Linked DNA regions of Homo sapiens: region 1 is linked to region 2. The links are chromatin loops, found by intact Hi-C in ENCODE. Cell type or tissue: endothelial cell of umbilical vein. All regions are shown on one strand. Links, peaks and the distances in the headings refer to the core of each region. The heading gives the core; the rest is flanking DNA. Region 1 overlaps RAB10 (RAB10, member RAS oncogene family). Region 2 has its middle 16 kb from the start of KIF3C.

Region 1 (9,750 bases), core at 1,185-9,184, 70 kb after region 2:
TCTGTTCCTTATGTCCCTTTTCCCTTTCAGCTTTTTATTTTGAAAAGTTTCATACCTACTGATACTCTGGAAAAATTGTGCAATTGAACATATACCCTTCATGTAGATTTTCTCATTATTACCATTTTATTACATTTGCTCACTCACATTCTTTATGTGATTTTTTTTTTGCTAGACCATTTGAAAATTTGAAAAGTAAGCTACAGATGTTTTGACACTTCATCTCTAAATACTTTAGCATGTACCTCTTCAAAACAAGAACATTGTCTTACATAAGCACAGTATCATTACATGCAAGAAGTTTAATATTAGTAAATAACATATACTTTATAATCTTTATTCAAGCTTCCTCAACTTTTTTGCATTTTGGCAAGTGGTGGTTCTGGTAAGATGTCTAGAGTTCAATTCAGGATCATGCATTGAATTTAATTGCCTTGTCTCTTTATATTCCTTAATCTAGAACAGATCCAGTCGTTACATTGACATTTTTCGATGAGTCTTAATAGAATGTTTCACAATTTGTTTTCTCACCATTTTTTTTGGAGAGACAAGAGTCTCACTCTGTCGCCCAGGCTGGAGTGCAGTGGCGTGACCTCAGCTCGCTGCAACCTCTGCCTCCCGGGTTCAAATGAGTCTCCTGCTTCAGCTGCCCAAGCAGCTGGGACTACAGGTGTGTGCCATTATGCCTAGCTAATTTTTGTAATTTTTAGTAGATAATGGGATTTCACTATGTGTTGGCCAGGTTGGTGTCGAACTCCTGACCACAGCTGATCTGCCCGCCTTGGTGGTAATGTCTTTCTCAATTCATCCAGTAGGAGCTGCTTAATGTCCTTTTGTTCTATTTTTGGAGATAATAAATTTGAGCTTTTTGGTAGGATATAGCCTGCCATATTTCTTCATTGAAAGTACTCTTCCCCTTTGTAATTAATAAATAATAATGAGGTCCAAATCCTGTGATAAAGCCAAGGATGTATAAGCACAGAAGCTTTTGCTTTGGTGATTGCAGACGTTTATTTTTGCTTTAATGAATACAACTGTTTTTGAAAATAGTTTTTGTAGAGTGTTTGTTTTTGTATTTTGAGGTGGGGTCTCATTCTGCCACCCAGGCTGGGATGCATTTCTGCTCATTGCAACCTCCACTTCTGGGCTCAAGCAATCCTCCCACCTCAGCCTCCTGAGTAGCTGGGACTACAGGGGTGTGCCACCACGCCTGGCTAATTTTTTGGGAAAAAAAAATTTTTTTTTTCATTTTTTGTAGAGATGGGGTGTACACCATGTTGCCCAGGGTGGTCTCAAACTCCTGAGCTCAAGTGAACTGCCTGCTTTGGCCTCCCAAAATGCTGGGGTTACAGTGCTGGGAGCCACTGTGCACAGCCTGAAAATAGTTTTTAAATAAGTAAAAATGAACAAATTATTCAACAGATGAACAAATATTTCAACAAATTATGTAATCATTTTAACACCCTCTTTCTCTTTCAAGAATGTTTCAGTTTGGGCTGGGTGTGGTGGCTCATGCCTGTAATCCCAGCACTTTGGGAGGCTGAAGTGGGAGGATCTCTTGAAGCCAGGAGTCGGAGACCAGTGTAGTCAACCTAGCAAGACTCCTGTCTCCACACATGTGCGCACACACTCACTGTCTTAGCTGGGTATGGTGGTGTGTACCTGTAATCCCAGCCACTCAGGAGGCTGAGGCAGGAGGATCTCTTCAGCCCAGGAGTTAGAGGCTGCAGTGAGCTCTGATCGCGCCACTGCAGGCTCTGTAGCCTGGGTGACAGAGCAAGACGCTGGCTCTTTAAAAGAGTGTTTCAGTTTGGATAATAAGTCACATGGTCATTCCAGCCATTAGGCATTCTCAGTTTTTCATTGTGCCCATAGTGAGTATTCAGTGTGTTTGTTGACTGACCAAACAGCAGTGCTTGTTAAAAACATGACTCTAAGAAGAAAGAAAAAAAGAAAAAGAAAAAAAAAACATGACCCAGGTAGAATCATTCTTTGTGCATTTTCATGTGCCTTTATTAGCTGTATCTCTAATGCCATGTTCCTTGTGTTTTTCTGGATTGTTTTCTCCAGTATGGCTATATATATTTAATATAATTTTTTACAGCCCTCTAAGTTGTATTTTATGGTTGATAAGTTGGAAATGGTCAACACTTTCATTTGGCACTTCCCTGTTTGCAAGCTTTTGTTTTCAACAACTACAGTTTGCCAAAGACTTCAAAACCTGAAGGTTTTTTTTTTGTGGCACTTCAGTTTATTGAATACTTTGATTGAATATTTCCAACTGATTAGAAAATATTTAATGATTTTAAAAAACATTCAACCAAAAATCAGAAGACTCATTTATAAAACTTGATACCATTGTAGGACACTTAAGTTGATTTATGAAGTAGTTCTTCAAAGGCTCAAACATTTCCAAAAATATCATTGACATGTAACAGAAATCACATGCTGTCATTTATATGTATTTAATATGTAAATTGTCATCTTGATCACAGATTTTATAGTTCAGTTACTATGTATATTTGTACATTTCCACATCTACAGCGTATCTTTCAGTTGGTAAAATATTATAGTCTTTTTGCATATAGTTATGAGTAATGTATACTCCATAATCATTTCAAGTATATTTTTTGTTTTATCCTTTTTTTGTTTTAGCTTAGTGGGAATATTGTTTTTACCATGACAGTCTACTTAACCAATATTTGTATTCTCATCATCACTAAAACAAAAATTTTATCTTCAGTGTTACATGTTTTTAAACAATTCACAACATACACAGTAATATGAGATGTTTTACTTTGAACAGAGTTAACTTTCAAAAGCTTTATTTTGATTCCATGAATTGGATGAAAGAAATCAAGCAGTTAATGTGATGATGGTTTTTCTATGGAAGAGGTCTCATGATAGTGATAAACTTGCATCAGTTGTCTCTGGGAATTTCTGCTAGTGAAGCCAACATGAACAATTACCGATTTTTTTTTCCAGTGGACAAGAAAACTTGGAATTGAAAAAAAAAGATTAATTTAGAAGAACAGTCATTGGATCTAATTACAAGTTATGTTTCATAGAATGTTTTGTAAAGGCATCTTTTACAGCTGCATGTATTGTCATTTTCAGACACAATTTTACAATAACTGCTTATTGCCTTTGAATTAAATGTTGATTGTATTAGTCTGTTCTCATGCTGCTATGAAGAAATACCAGAGACTGGGTAATTTATAAAGAAAAGAGGTTTGATTGACTCACAGTTCCTCATGGCTGGGGAGGCCTCAGGAAACTTACAGTCATGGTGGAAGGCAGGGCGGCAGGAGAGAGAATGAGAGGAGCGAAGCCCCTTACAAAACCATCAGATCTTGTGAGAACTCGCTATCATGAGAACAGCATGGAGGTAACCACCCCTGTGTTTCAATTACCTCCCACCGGGTCCTTCCCATGACACTTGGGGATTATGGGAACTACAGTTCAAGATGACATTTGGGTGGGGACACAGCAAAACCATGCCATCAATTTTTTTTTTTTTTTTTTTTTTTGATACGGAGTCTCACTCTGTCACCCAGGCTGAAGTGCGGTGGCACAATCTCGGCTCACTGCAGCCTCCACCTCCCAGGTTCAAGTGATTCTTCTGCCTCAGCCTCTTGAGTAGCTGGGACTACAGGCACATGCCACCACGCCAGGCTAATTTTTGTATTTTAGTAGAGATGGGGTTTATCCACATTGGCCAGGCTGGTCTCGAACTCCTGACCTCAAGTGATCCACCTGCCTCAGCCTCCCAAAGTGCTGGGATTATAGGTGTGAGCCACCATGCCGCTCTATTTTTTGTATTTTTTGTAGAGACGGGGTCTCCCTATGTTGCCCAAGCAGGTCTCAAACTCCTGGGCTCAAGTGATCCTCCTGCCGTGGCCTTCCAAAGTGCTAGGTTTACAAGTGTGGACCACCTCACCTAGCCAAATGTTGATGCTTCTTCAGATTTGCTGCTTGAAGTCATTGTTACCACTTTAAATATATACTTGAGTGCATTGCTATCTAAAGGGCTTATTTAAAAATACATAGATTAGTTGTAGATATACACTGTGTAACAATGAAAAGGTCATTGTAGCAAAAGGGGTTTATACTGTATCTGCATACTCTATGAAAGGACCACTCATACACATTTCCTATGTACATATTTTTTCCATGTTTCCTACTGATCTCACTGACAGTATTTTGATGGCTTCTTGTTGGCTGAGGAACTGGCCATGGCACAGATGATGGATGGGGGCAACAGCCTTGAATATTCTCCTTCCAGCAACTGTCAACACCTGAAGGAGGGAGTTAGCTGCCTGTTACCATACTTGATATTGACTTGGTGTCCTAAAAAGGAAAATGTCAATTGTTTCAAATTTGTAAAGGGTTAAGAAAAGAGGCAGACTACCACTAGTCATCTTGTTAGATTTAATCATGTGTTAAAATGTGATAGCTGTTTACAATGCACATCTCACATGACTACTGTGTAAGACCTTGTCAGAAGTTAGAAACACCAATTCAATGTCTGTGAAACCATCAATACTTATTTTGATGCAACTTTGTTAAAAATGTAAAGTCTAAGACAGTAGATTTGTACACGATGTTTGGAAACACCAATCATAAATGAAGACTTGAGGTCAAACAGACTTATGGTCACCATACTTGCAGCAGAATTTGCTGGGGGGTTGATATATGTTCATCAAGTAAACAGAAACATCAAACCAGAGTAGTTCTCTAGTTAGTAAAATGAGAATAAACAGGTTATTAATTAATCTATTTCAGAGGATGGTCAGGTGGCCTAGAGAATGCTGTCCTGGGGAAATGACATTTATACTGCTACATGAGATATGATTAGAAGTTAGGTAGAAGAACATCATTCCAGGCAGAGGAAGTGGGCACAAAAAGGTCCTTAGTAAAGGAGCTTTTTGAGTTCAAAGAACTGAAAGATGATGTGTGTTGCAAATGTGACTTGTGAGGCTAGCAGAAGCAATAGATGTTGAAGACGTGGGTTTGAGCCAGATTGTGCAGAGCCTGGTAGTCCATGCTAAGGATTCGAATTCCATGGAAGGTTTGAGCAGGGATGTGACATGGTTAGATTCAATTTTTAAAAGATGGTTGGCCCAGAAAATGTGGAAAATGGATTGGAGTTGGAATTTTCTAATTAAAGACTTATCAAAGATGTGTTTAAACTCTTACTGTATACTATTTAATCTTTAAGGATTATGAGCGATTATATGTGAAAATACCTGTCAGTGACTGTGACAGTGAGCCTTTAATTTTTTTTTTGAGGTGATCTTTTTAGTGCCAAATACATCAGACAATCCTGAGCCAAGAGACAGAGTTCTGATCATAGTTAATTTGGTTTGTGAGCTTGAGCAAGTCATTTAAACTCTGAGCCTCTTTCTTTATCTGTAAATTGGGCGTGTTTGAGAAATGTGTGCTTAACTTTAATTGTGTTAATCGCTTAACTCTGGTTAACATATGGGCTGAGTCTTGCTGAGTCATTTCCTCAGACGTTGTGGGCAAGGCTTAAAACCAGCTAAGCAAATTTAGTGATGACACATTTTACCTCTTCTGTAGAAGTCAGATGAAAGAGCTGTTTCAAAAATGTTTCACTTATTGTTTTCATGCAGATTATCTCTTCGTGGGGGAGAGAATACAGTACACATAGCTCAGGAACTACTGATGCACTGCCTTCCATTTTAGTGGCAGTTTGAATTTAAGAATTTCTAGTTTGTCTTAAGCTTTTCTGTAATCTCTCACATATATATTCTTAATTTCAACTGATAATTTCTTTCTTAATGTCTAATATAGCCTATTTGCCCTCTGAACAGCATTGAGATGCTTTGAAATTTTAATGCCCAAAAAGTTGGCTTTGGTAAGGTGGTTTTCATTTCTGCAGTAGAACCATGGTTGAGGCTAATGGTCCCATCAGCATTAGCAGGCCTTTGGCTAGTTGCACAGTAAACTGCATGTTTCCCACTAGTAAAAGAGATAACCCCAACAGTTTTAGGATTAATGCTGAGTTGTAGTGTTCTTTGGGATTTACAGATTTTTTTCTATAATTTAAACTTTTTGAGACATATCCTGAGGATAATAGAAGGGCATTTAAAAAAACTTCAACTGGCTGGGCTTGGTGGCTCACACCTGTAATCCCAGCACTGTGGGAGGATCACAAGGTCAGGAGTTTGAGACCAGCCTGGCCAATGTGGTGAAACCCTGTCTCTACTAAAAATACAAAAATTAGCTGGGCATGGTGGTGGGCGCCTGTAATCCCAGCAACTTGGGAGGCTGAGGCAGGAGAATCACTTGAACCCAGGAAGTGGAGGTTGCAGTGAGCCCAGATCGCACCACTGCACTCCAGTCTGGGCGGCAGAGCGAGACTCTGCCCCCCTACCCCCCAAAAAAAAAGAAAAAAGGAAAAACAACTACTCAGATACTTTTTTTTTTGAGATGGGGTCTCACTCTGTTGCCCCGGCTGGAGAGCAGTGGCATGATCTCATCTCACTGCAGCCTTCACCTCTCAGGTTTAAGTGATTCTTCTGCCTCAGCCTCCCAAGTAGCTGGGACTACAGGCACGTGCCACCATGCCCCACTAATTTTTGTGTTTTTAATAGAGATGAGGTTTCGCCATGGTTGGCCAGGCTGCTCTCGAGCTCCTGACCTCAAGTGATCTGCCCTCCCCGGCTTCCCAAAGTGCTGGGATTACAGGCGTGAGCCATCGCACCTGGCCTCCGATACTTTTGACAATAATCTTGGTTTGGGGGAGGTGTGTGTGTGTCAGTCTTAGATTTATATTCACTCTGCATTGTGTTATATTGAGCTATAATGGATGTGCAGCTACACGAATTCTTCTAGAGATCCTTGGACTTGAAATTATGCGTCCTTGGCTTTATCACAGGATGTGGCCTTCTTGGCCTCAGTTTTTCAGAGTAGAGAATTTGCTTTTGGCTTTTCTAGGACGTGTGCAGATGAGAACTTGCTACAGGCAGATATGCTTGAGAGCTCAAAAGGAAATGGTGGGAAAAGACTAGATTAAATCAAGTAGTTGTGTGATTTCAGTGAAGTAGTATTAAATCTGGTTTTATCTGTTTTTCACCTGTTTTAAAACATAGGTACATTTTCACAGTCACTTAAAGTGACTATCTTTTTGAACCTCAAGGATTTTTTTATTCTCGGAATTGAGTTTTGTTCGTTTCATCATACTTAAAATAGTTTAAGAAAAATTTTAGAGTACTGTTTTCCTTCTTGTGAACCTTGTACAATATTATGAAGAGGGCAAGCTATGTAGGTAACTATTATCATTTTACAGGTAAGGAAGCAGAGTTTAATGACCTGCCCTTGATAATATGACAAATATATCAGAGCCAAATCTTAAACATAGCGATGGAAAGCTTTGTAATTATAGAAACATTTGGATTTGTCTTTTGGTTCCACCTAAATTTTCTTACAGTTTAAAAAATGTCTTTTAAGATTATTGCAAGGAGCAAATGAATACATAATAGAAGCATCCCATTGTATGGCATGTAAATTCTCACCAAATGTAATTGTTTCTCAGTGGTTTTCAACATGTGGATCCCCACTGACCACCACCTAGGGAGTTTTTTTGACCAGAAGGTCAAAACTTTTCATAATAATTCTAAGACATTTGCCTTTTTCACTATGTTGATGCTTGTACTGATGGTACAGAAGCAATGGTATGTAAAATTGCTGACCTTAGCATGAATCAAGACAATGGAACCAAGCTGGACTAGTAGTCATTGTATTTACCACCATGTACTCACAAGAGAAAACTAAAATAATTTTCCTCAAGAATATCCTTGATGAAGTAGAATTAATTTTTGTTAAATCTTGACCTTTGAGCATATATCTTTTTGGTGTATGATGAAATGGGAGGTAAATATAAAGCACTTCTGCCTCGTTTTGAGACAGTGATGGTTGTCTCAAGCAAAGGCACTTGTGAAATTGTTTGGATTGGCCACCATTTTTATAGAACATCATTTATCCTTGAAAGAACAACTGGCAAACTATGGTTATTCAGACTTGAGTCCTTGGCAGATACTGTCTTGAATGAATGAAGTGACAGTATTTGTTGCCACTGATAAAATTTATGCTTTTAAGATTGGAATTTTGGCCAGGCGCGGTGGCCCACTCCTGTAATCCCAACACTTTGGGAGGCCAAGGCGGGTGGATCGCCTGAGGTCAGGAGTTCAAGACCAGCATGGCCAACATGGTGAAACCCCATCTCTACTAAAAATACAAAAATTAGCCAGACATGATGGTGGGCACCTGTAATCCCAGCTACTTGGGAGACTGAGGCAGGAGAATTGCTTGAACCTGGGAGGCAGAGGTTGCGGTGAGCCAAGATGGCACCACTGCAACTCCAGCCTGGGTGACAGAGTGAGACTTCATCTCAAAAAAAAAAAAAAGGAAGTTTGGAATTTTGAGCCAGTCAAGGTCACTCTTGCCTGTAATTCCAGCTACCCAAGAGGCTGAAGCGGGAGGATTGTTTGAGCCTGGGAGTTTGAGCCTGAAGTGAGCTGTGATTACACTACTGCACTACAGCCTGGGTGACAGAGCAAGACTCAGTCTCTTAAAAAAATAAATAAATAAAATATATTTGGAAAACTTGTGTCTGCTGCTGTGAGTGTGACAGCTTTTCTGTACATACTCTCTTGATGAGGTCCATGGTGATAATATTATTTTTTTCATATTGTATAATGAAATACGCCAACATTTGGAAGAACTGTGTTAATGAACTATTAATTTCCAAATGACCAATACATGCTGTTATAAAATTGCGCAGATAAAAAGACCTATTCAGAGTGCAAAGTAACTGATGGATTTTAATATAATAGAACATGGCTGGGTGCGGTGGCTCACGCCTGTAATCCCAGCACTTTGGGAGGCCGAGGCGGCTGGATCATGAGATCAAGAGATTGAGACCATCCTGGCCAACATGGTGAAACTGGTCTCTACTAAAAATACAAAAATTAGCTGGGCATGGTGGCACCCACCTGTATTCTCAGCTACTCGGGAGGCTGAGGCAGGAAAATCACTTGAACACGGGAGGTGGGGGTTGCAGTGAGCTGAGATCAAATTACTGCATTCCAGCCTGGCGACAGAGTGAGACTCCATCTAAAAAATACATATATAATAATAATAATAAAAATAATAATAGAACATGAAAACACCATTGACAGGGTTTCAGATTCTACCTTGCAACTAATGTTTAAGAAATTACTGCTTGTTCCTTGTGACTCATGCAAAAAAAGAAGAAAAAAAGAAATTACTTGCTGAGCTTTGTAGTGTTGAAGAATAATGTTTAGGATTATCTGAATAGGTTCTTAAAATACTCCTCCCTTTTCTAGCAACATATCTGTTTGTAGCTAGATTTTCTTCATATACTTCATATTCTTTGTATGCTTCATCAGCCAAAACAGCATATTACAATAAATTGGATGCAGAAGCAGGTATAATCCAAGTGTTATCTATTAAGCTAAACATTAAAGTTGCAGTTTTGTTTTGGAAAATATAGTAATTTTTAACAAAATGTCATTTATGTTAACATGGATTGGATTTATTTTAAATTGCATTAAATACTTAAATTGTTTTCTTAGTTTTAATTTGTAATATGGTAAATATGAATTTATAGAACCTACACAAAAGTTTGTTGAGATCCTCAGGAACTTGAGGAGTGTAAAGGAGTTTGCAGAACAAAAAATTTGAGAAGCATTGGTGTACTTC
Region 2 (9,750 bases), core at 767-8,766:
CGGCACAGTGGCTCATGCCTGTAATCCCAGCACTTTCGAAGGCTGAGGCAGGCAGATCATGAGGACAAGAGATCGAGACCATCCTGGCCAACATGGTGAAACCCCGTCTCTACTAAAAATACAAAAATTAGCCGGGTGTGGTGGCGGGCACCTGTAGTACCAGCTACTTGGGAGGCTGAGGCAGGAGAATCACTTGAACCCGGGAAGCGGAGGTTGCCATGAGTCGAGATGGCTCCTTTGCATTCCAGCCTGGGCGACAGAGTGAAACTCCGTCTCGGGAAAAAAAAAAAAAAGAAATATGCCTGGTTCATGATAAGACCCCAGGAGATATTTGCTTAATGAATAAATGGTGAATTAAGCTATTAATAGTTTTCACAACTATCTTTTTTTCTTTTCCTTTTTTTTTTTTTGAGACAGGGTCACACTCTGTCACCCAGACTAGAGTGCAGTGGTGCAACCACGTTTCACTGCAGCCTTGACCTCCTGTGCTCAGGTGATCCTCCCACCTCAGCCTCCCAAGTAGCTGGGACTACAGCACCACGGCACTCCGCTAATTTTTTTGTTTTTTATTTTTTGTAGAGATGGGGTTTCACTATGTTGCTCAGGCTGGTCTCAAACTCTTGGACTCAAGCAATTCGCCATCTTTGGCCTCTGAAAGTGTTGGGATTACAGGTGTGAACCACCGTGCCCAGCCACAACCATCATTTTGAATGGCTGCTTAACTTAATGTAATTTTTTTTTTTTTTTTGAGACAGATTTTCGCTGTTGTTGTCCAGGCTGGAGTGCAATGGTGCGATCTCGGCTCACCACAACCTCTGCCTTCCGGGTTCAAGAGATTCTCCTGCCTCAGCCTCCCTATTAGCTGGGATTACAGGCATGTGCCACCACGCCTGGCTAATTTTGTATTTTTAGTAGAGATGGGCTTTCTCCATGTTGGTCAGGCTGGTCTCGAACTCCCGACCTCAGGTTATCCACCCGCCTTGGCCTTCCTAAGTGCTGAGATTACAGGCGTGAGCCACCGCGCCCAGCCTTGGTAAATTATTTTGTGTGTGTGTGAAATACTGGGTTGAATCACATGAATTCTCATTTTGTAGGTTAATAATGACGGCATATTGACTTCAGGCCAGATCGCCGGATATCAGCTGAGTGACTCTTACAAGTCCTTCTAGATCCTGAAGTGGATTAGGTGCCGCAGTTGCTGCTCGTGTTGAATCCAGAACCGTAGCCAGACATAGGACTGGAGGACGAGCGAAAGATGCTGACCGAGTCTGGAGATCCTAAGGAGGAGGAAGAAGAAGAGGGGGAATTAGTGTTTCTACATCAGGATCCCCTAACAACAGTGAGAGAGCAATGCCAGCAGTTGGAGAAATGTGTAAAGGCCCAGGAGTGGCTGGAGCTCTGTGATGAGTGTGTATCCTCTCAATCACATACAGAAGAGGATTGCACGGAGGAGCTCTTTGACTTTTTGCATGCAACGGACCATTGCGTGGCCCACAAACTCTTTAACAACTTGAAATAAATGTGTGGACTTATTCCCCACAGGCTTCATCACCTGGGCATCAGGATATTTCCTTATGGTTTTGGATATGCCATTTGTTTCTTATTTCTGTAACTGTAAGTTCACATGAACCTCATGGATTTTGGCTTAGTCTGGTAGCTTCTGTGTAATTCGCAGTGATTTCATCTTAATAAAGTTCTGTGATCTGCAATCTGCAAAAAAAAAGAAATGACTGCATATTGGCAATTACACATAGTTTAATTGAATAAAACACATTCAGAAAGGTGCATGGTACATAAACACACGGCTTAAAAAAGTATTATTATTTGAGACGGAGTTTCACTTTTGTTGTCCAGGCTGGAATGCAATGGCCCAATCTCAGCTCACTGCAACCTCTGCCTCCCTGGTTCAAGCAATTCTCCTGCCTCAGCCTCTCAAGTGGCTGGGATTACGGGTGTGCGCCACCAGGCTCAGCCAATTTTGTATTTTTAGTAGAAACAAGGTTTCACCGTGTTGGTCAGGCTGGTATCGAACTCCTGACTTCGTGATCCTCCCACCTCGGCCTCCCAAAGTGCTGGGATTACAGGTGTGAGCCACCATGCCTGGCTCAGAATTATTATAAGACAATATCCATGTGCCCATTATCCAGGCCAAAAATAGGATATTGCCACCATCCTAGAAGCCCCCTGCAGGATTTTCTGCTGTCAGGAATTCCCCCTTACTCGTTAAAGGTAACCACTATCCTAGCTTTTCTGGTAATTCTTACCTTTTCTTTGTTCTTTTATCAACTAAAGATTATGGTTTTGGTTTGCCTGCTTTTGAACTTCATGTAAACTTATATAGTGTGTATTCTTTTGTACCCGGCTTTTTTCTTTTTATTTTTCCTTCCTTATTTATTTATTTATTTTTTTTTTATTTTTAGTAGAGACAGGGTTTTACCATGTTGGCCAGGCTGATCTCGAACTCCTGGCCTCAAGTGATCCACCCACCTCGGCCTCCCAAAGTGCTGGGATTACAGGTGTGAGCCACAGCGCCCAGCCATGTACCTAACTTTTTTCTTTTCTTTCTCTTTTTTTTCTTTTTATTTGAGAGATTTATCTGTGTTTGTTTTATCTATAGTCCATTCATTATTACTATATAATATCCTATTTTATGAATATACTACCCATGATCGGCTCCTGATGGACATTTGGGTTGTTTCCACTTTGGGATTATTACAAATTATGCTGCCATGAATATTCTTGTCCATGTCCCCTGTGTAAGTTGAACACATTTCTGTTCGGTATTGTCTTAGTTGGTTCTGGTTGCTGTAACAAAATACCATAGTCTGGGCAACTTATAAACAGTAAACATCTATTGCTCACAGTTCTGGAGGCTGAGAAGTCCAAAATCAAGGCACCAGCAGATTTGGTGACTGGTGTCCTGCTTCTTTCATAGATGGCACCTTCTTACTGTGTCATTATATGCTAGAACAAGCAAAGAAGTTCCTTCAGCCTCTTTTATTGTAAGGGTGCTAATCCCATTCACGGGGGCTATGACTTCATGATCTAATCACCTTCCAAAGGCCCTACCTCTTAATACTGTCACCTTGGGGGTTAGGATTTCAACATATGAATTTTAGGGAGACACAAACATTCAGACCATAACAAGTATATACCTAGGAATGGAATAGCTGGGTCACAGAGAATGCATTATTTTCAACTTCAGATAGTGTCAAACTGTTTTCCAAAGTGGGCATAACAATTTGCACTCCCAGCAGTGCATGAGGTCCAGTTGCTTCACATCAGCACCAATACTTAGTAATGTCATTCTTAGTTTTAGATATTTGGTATCTCGTGCTTTTAATTTAGGTTTCCCTGATAACAAATAAAATTGAGCACTCTTTCATATGCTTTTTGGCATTTCCATATTTTCTGTGAATTTCCTGTTCAAGTCATTGCTCATTTTTTGACTCAGTTGCCTGCCTTTCTTACTGCTTATTTTGGATTTCAGCCTTCTGTTGCTTATATGCATTCCAACCATCATCTCTGTGGCTTGACTTTTCATTCTGTTCATAGTGCCCTTTTATAGCCAGGATTTCTTAATTTTAATGTAGAAACATTTATCAATCTTTTATTTGGCTTGGCACTTTTTGGATCTTGCTTAAAAACTCTTCCTGTACCCCAAGGTCACAAAGATATTCTTGTATATTGTTTTCTTTTTTCTTTTTTTTTTTTCCTTTCTTTCTTTTCTTTTCTTTTCTTTTTTTTTTTTTTTTTTTTTTTTTTTGAGACAGAGTCTCACTCTGTCACCCAGGCTGGAGTGCAGTGGCACATTCTTGGCTCACTGCAACCTCCACCTCCTGGGTTCAAGTGATTCTCCTGCCTCAGCCTCCCCAAGTAGCTGGGACTACAGGTGTGCGCCACCACGTCTGGCTAATTTCTGTATTTTTAGTAGAGATGGGGTTTTGTCATGTTGGCCAGGCTGGTCTCAAACTCCTGACCTCAGGTGATCCGCCTGCCTCAGCCTCCCAAAGTGCTGGGATTACAGGCATGAGCCACCGCGCCCAGCCAAACTTTGCTCTTTCTTAAATCTCAGAGTGGGACTGCCAGTGCCAGCCTGGCATTCCCTCTTGAAATCATCACCTATTTCAGAGGAGGCTGCTACAGTGGGAAGTCAGGACAACAAGGTTGGGGCCAAACTCTGGTCTCCCAGGCATTTCACCTTAATAGGAAAAGTGCCTGAATCTGTCCTCCTCATTTGGCTCATGTGCAGAACAAGGCACAAAGCCCTGCGTCTCCCGGCTGCCTGTCCGATGCCCTTTTCCCTGACTCACCGTCAATCAGCAGTCAGACCAAGGTCCCTGACTCACCGTCAATCAGCAGTCAGACCAAGGTCCAGGCTCTTGCCTCCTGAAATGTTGCAAGGGCGGTTTCCCAGTGTGATTCACAAACAGCAAGAATGTTTCAGGCTGACTTGGAGACCACTTGGGGGTGGTATCCTCAGCCAGGAAGCTTCCTCAGGGCCTCTGAGTCCCAGAGAGCTCTATTTGTCTCTTTCTTTCTTTTCTTTCTTTTTCTTTCTTTTCTTTCTTTCTTTTTCTTTTTCTTTCTTTCTTTCTTTCTTTCTTTCTTTTCTTTCTTTCTTTCTTTCTTTCTCTTTCTCTTTCTTCCTTCCTTCTTTCTTTCTTTCTCTCTTCCTTCCTTCCTCTCCTTCTTTCCTTCCTTTCTTTCTTTTTCTTTTTTTCTTCCTTTCTTTCTCTTTCTTTGCCTTGCTTTTCTTTCTCTCTCTCTTTCTTTCCTCTTTCCCCCTCCCTCCCTCCCTTCCTTCCTTCCTTCCCTCCCTTATTTTTCTTTCTTCCTTTCTCTCTCTCTTTTTTTTTTTTTTTTTTTGAGACAGAGTCTCGCTCTGTCGCCCAGGCTGGAGTGCAGTGGCATGATCTTGGCTCACTGCAACCTCCAACTCCCAGCTCACTGCAAGCTCACACCATTCTCCTGCCTCAGCCTCCCCAGTAGCCGGGACTACAGGCGCCCGCCACCACGCCCAGCTAATTTTTTGTGTTTTTAGTAGAGACAGGGTTTCACCGTGTTAGCCAGGATGGTCTCGATCTCCTGACCTTGTGATCCGCCCACCTCAGCCTCCCAAAGTGCTGGGATTACAGGTGTGAGCCACTGCGCCCAGCCTCCTTTTTTTTTTTTTTTTTTTTTTTTTTGAGATGGAGTCTCACTCTGTCACCCAGATTGGAGTGCAGTTTCGTGTTCTTAGCCCCCTGCAACCTCCGCCTCCTGGGTTAAAGTGATTCTCTGGCCTCAGCCTCCCATGTAGCTGGGACTACAGACACATGCCACCATGCCTGGCTAATTTTTGTGTTTTTAGTAGAAACAGGGTTTTGCCATGTTGGCCAGGCTGGTCTCAAACTCCTGGCCTCAGGAGATCCACCCGCCTTGGCCTCCGAAAGTGGTAGGATTACAGGCGTGAGCCACCGCGCCCGGCCTCTTTCTTTTTCTTTCTGTTTCTCTTTCTTTCTTTTTTTTCTCTGTCTCTCTTTCTTTTTCTCTCTCTCTTTTCTTTTTTCTTTTCTTTCTCTCTTCCTTCCTTCCTTCCCTCTTTCCTTTCTTCTTTCTTTCTCTTTCTTTCTTTCTTTCTTTCCTTCCTTCCTTCCTTCCTTCCTTCCTTCCTTCCTGCTTTCTTTCTCTCTCTCTCTCTCTTTTTCTTTCTTTCTTTCTTTCCTTTTCTGAGACGGAGTTTTGCTCTCATTGCCCAGGCTGGAGTGCAATGGCGCGATCTCGGCTCACCGCAACATCTCCCTCCTGCGATTCTCCTGCCTCAGCCTCCCAAGTTGGGATTACGGGCATGTGCCACAACACCCAGCTAATTTCGTATTTTTAATAGAAACAGGGTTTCTCCATGTTGGTCAGGCTGCTCTCAAACTCCCAACCTCAGGTGATCCTCCTGCCTCTGCCTCCCAAAGTGCTGGGATTACAGGTGTGAGCCATCACGCCCAGCACTCTGTTTCTTTTTCTTTCTTTCTTTTTTGACTTTGGACGATCTTGTCACCCAGGCTGGAATGCAGTGATGCAATCATAGCTCACTGCAATCGCAAGCTCCTGGGCTCAAGTGATCCTCCTGCCTCCACCTCCCAAAGTGCCGGGATTACAGGCGTGAGCCCCATGCCCAGCCCCAATCTCTGCATTTCTGAGAGCTCATAGCATCTTTCATCCAGGGCCCTCGTACCACCTTCTTTGCTGTTATCCTCATGTGTGGTATTGTTTCTCCAACTGTGAGCAACTCCAGGTCAGGGAACACCCATGGATTTCCTTGCCTAGCGCTAACCCTGGATACCAATAACCCTCAGTAGCTGTGAGATTGAGCCATGAATTTTATGGAGTCCCTAGGCATTCTGCAGCCTGTATGGTTAGAACCACACTTGGAGGAAGGCTTCCAAGATGGTCCAAAATGAACACCTGTGACCTGGCTGTTTGCTGACCACTATCACAAGGAGTGATAAAGGAGCCTGGCAAACTCACGAGCCTGGGTTGAGTCGATTTTTAAAACCCAAACCTGGGCCAGGCGTGGTGGCTCACGCCTGTAATCTCAGCACTTTGGGAGGCCAAGGCAGGTGGATCACTTGAGGTCAAGGGTTCCAGACCAGCCTGGTCAACATGGCGAAACCCCATCTCTACTAAAAATACAAAAATTAGCTGGGCGTGGGGGTGCACACCTGTAATCCCAGCTACTTGGGTGGCTGAGCCATGAGAATCACTTGAACCTGGGAGGTGGAGGTTATAGTGAACTAGGATTGTGCCACTGCACTCCAACCTGGACAACAGAGTGAGACTCTGTCTCAACAAACAAACAAGCAAACAACCCAAGCCTGTCTCACTGGCAAAGGCTCAAGTGTCCTCTGAATTAGCTGCACCCAAAGACCATGCTCACTGCTATGGAGAAGTGAATCCCCCTAAAGGAGATCCTGTCTGTGGGCTCTGAAGGTTTAGAATCTAAACAGAACAACAGCTGGTCAATGCTGGGAGCAGAGCAGCCCCAAGAGCTGGGAGCAGGTCCCCAGTTGGAGTCAGGAAACCCTAGCTCAGGCCTGGCTCAGCCACAATATGCCGCGTGATGCTGGACCTCTGATGCCGGGACTCATGGTGACTTCACCCCTCTGAGCCTGTGCCCTTATATGCCCAGCAAGGGGCAGCCCTGCCCAGCCACCCACACAATGATGGTGTCAGGAGCAAATGACACAATACAAATAAAAGTACTTTGAAAATCTTAAAGTGCAATAATGACACAAAAGGTTATTAGAAAGAGAAGCTCTATGAGATTAAAGGGGCAGGTCTCTAACACTTGTCAAGGTAATTTACTCAGTAGTAGGAACAATGCCTTATTTGTTCGGTATTTGATAATTTACAAAGGGTTTCTAGATTCTTTATCTCCCCTGAGCCTCATAATAACCCAGTAAGGTAGGCAGGGCCGGATTGTTCTCTTTGACCACTGAACAGGGGAGGAAAAGGAGGCTTAGAGAGGAGACATGATTCTCCTGAGGTCACAGAGCTGGGACTGAACGCCCCTCCCCCCCCCCTTTTTTTTTTTTTGAGTCTCACTCTTGTCACCCAGGCTGGAGTGCAGAGGTGCGATCTCTGCTCACTGCAACCTCCACCTCCCAGGTTCAAATGATCCTCCCACCTCAGCCTCCTGAGAAACTGGGATTACAGGCACGCACCACCACGTCTGGCTAATTTTTGTATTTTTAGTAGAGACAGGGTTTCACCATGTTGGCCAGGCTGTTCTCCAACTCCTAAGCTCAAGTGATCTGCCCGCCTCGGCCTCCCCACATGCTGGGATTACAGGCGTGAGCCACCACGCCCAGCCCCCCACCCCCTTTTTGTAGTTCCCCCATGCTCCTTATGATGGGCCATTATGGTGCTACCTCTGTTTCAGCTGCTGCAACCCCATGGGGCAATTTCCCACAAGACCTGTGTGAACATATCCTACTAGGCCCTGGAACCCCAGTAAGGCCGGACCGGCAGGGAGGGAGGGAGAGAGGGGCTGATCTAAGGAGCAACAGGAAATTATCAAAAGGTTTTAAGCAGAGAAATGATATGATCAGGGTTATGTTTTTAAAAAACTACTCTCCTCCACCTCCTTCTTCCTTTCCCACTCTTTCTTCTCTTCTCCTGTTCCCCTATTCTTTCTCCTTTTCCTCTTTATTGTTCACTTATGTTATATAATTCCCTAGGAAAGAAAGCAAGCAAGACTCTGGGACCTTCTATTGCCAGAACCCGTGGGCGTTCAGCCAGCTGGAGCCCTGACTGGTTGGCTCCTTACACTGTAGGAGGCCAGTGTTTTGCCCAGAATCCGGGGACCTGCTCAGAGACTCCCCTCTCCAGGAGTAGTCCTGGGAGTGGCATGCTCCAGGATCAAAGCCAAGGACTCAGAAAAGGAGGATGAGGTGACAGGCATGTTCCTGGGGCTGCTTGCCCCTGGAAAGGCTGGCACCAGGCCCCTGGGGGCCTCTCTCACCCTTTGGGAAGGGCCTTGGCTCAAGAACTGCCTGAAGTGGCCCAGAACCTGAGACCCTGGCAGGGTGCCCTTCTCCACTGGGTGCTTGCCATTCAGAGTTATGCACTCCCTGGGCCACTAGCAAATAAGCACGTCCTGGGGTGCCTCTTCTGGGCTGTCTGCCCCCTTTCCTCCCCAGTTTCCTTTGGCTCCCAGCCCAACTTCCTTCCCATTTGTCTGTGTCCCACACAGATCACATGCCTGGCAGCTGGGCCCCAAGTCAGAGGCTTTGGGGAGGATGTTAACAGAAAAAGTGAACATATATGCTTGCATGCATGTGCATGTGTGTGGCACCTTGGGTGGGAGAAGTAGATGCTGCCTTTACAGAGAATCTTTAACTCATCAAACTTGTTCAATATTGTATCCCCAGTATTGGGGATATAATAAGTAGTCGGGACCTAACAAATATTTGTTGATGTAAATGAATGAATGAACAATGAATGAATGAAATAAGATTACAACTGAAGAGTATCTGTTGCCTGGCTATAGCAACAAGAAAATCCTTGGAGACACTGCTAACCCGTTTCTAAGGTGTGTCAGCAGGGTGGGCCTGGTGTTGACGATGGAGGAGTGTATAGGAGGTGAGCTAGGGGGCACGGGCGGCTTTTAAGGAGTTTGGAGTGAGGAAAAGGAGTCTGGAGGGGCCAGGGCAGCAGAGAGGATGGCACAGCCTGTTTGAGCCTGAAAGGAGGAACCCCAAAGAGAATGCCATTGGCCAGTAAGGCCTTCTGTCATCCTCATCCGGCATTGCTCATTCTCTGAACTTGACCTTGTTGTTTCCCCTTCCCAAATGAAAATCAGTCTCTTCTTTTGCTATCCTTGAACACACATCCTACGCCTTGCTGACCCCAGGCCTGGGGTGACCGGGGTCCTCCTTCACCCAGTTCATGGCCTGGAGACTCTTTGGATGCCCTGTCCAGCTGGCATGCCCTGCTCAGCAGCTTCCCGCCCCACAGGATTCTCAGGGCACTCCAGCTTCTGCCAGGTCTGCCCTCCCTACACGGAAGCAGAAGAAACAGATGCAGAGAAGAACAGAAGGAAGACCACGTGCCCTGAAGTTACAGAGGGAGGAGCTTCCAGTTTGGACTTTCCAGTTCCCCATCTTGAGCTAGCATGAATAGGCTTCTGCTGCTTCCAACCAGATGATGCCAGACTCACAGCTTGGACTTGATTTGATTTGAACCAATTCAAAATGTAGCCACCACCCACCT

Evidence for each region. Hi-C counts contacts between places; a loop is a spot of excess contacts. Peaks named below come from ENCODE experiments on the same cell type or tissue, not always from the same donor. Only the 100,000 strongest peaks of a DNase experiment are listed, where the experiment ranks them.
Region 1: it touches region 2 in a loop (3-fold over the local background); 8 of 110 quality-filtered maps call a loop at or near these places.

What each region holds. Positions count from the first base shown.
Region 1 is chr2:26,063,271-26,073,020 of GRCh38, forward strand. The region is part of intron 1 of RAB10 (RAB10, member RAS oncogene family); the gene reads left to right. It overlaps LOC105374333 (a long non-coding RNA gene), which reads left to right. Exons shown (of 2, transcript XR_939851.3): 1 at 1-9,750. Among named protein-coding and RNA genes, the nearest start is that of RAB10, 34 kb to the left of the region's middle. RefSeq lists an enhancer at 5,428-5,477. In endothelial cell of umbilical vein, for the core only: no CTCF peak of the experiment used is centred there; a DNase peak (open chromatin) is centred at 5,501; H3K27ac peaks cover 1,284 bases.
Region 2 is chr2:25,993,563-26,003,312 of GRCh38, forward strand. It overlaps the pseudogene UQCRHP2. Among named protein-coding and RNA genes, the nearest start is that of KIF3C, 16 kb to the left of the region's middle. In endothelial cell of umbilical vein, for the core only: a CTCF peak has its summit at 4,455 (motif pointing right); DNase peaks (open chromatin) are centred at 4,379, 8,299 and 8,649; H3K27ac peaks cover 291 bases.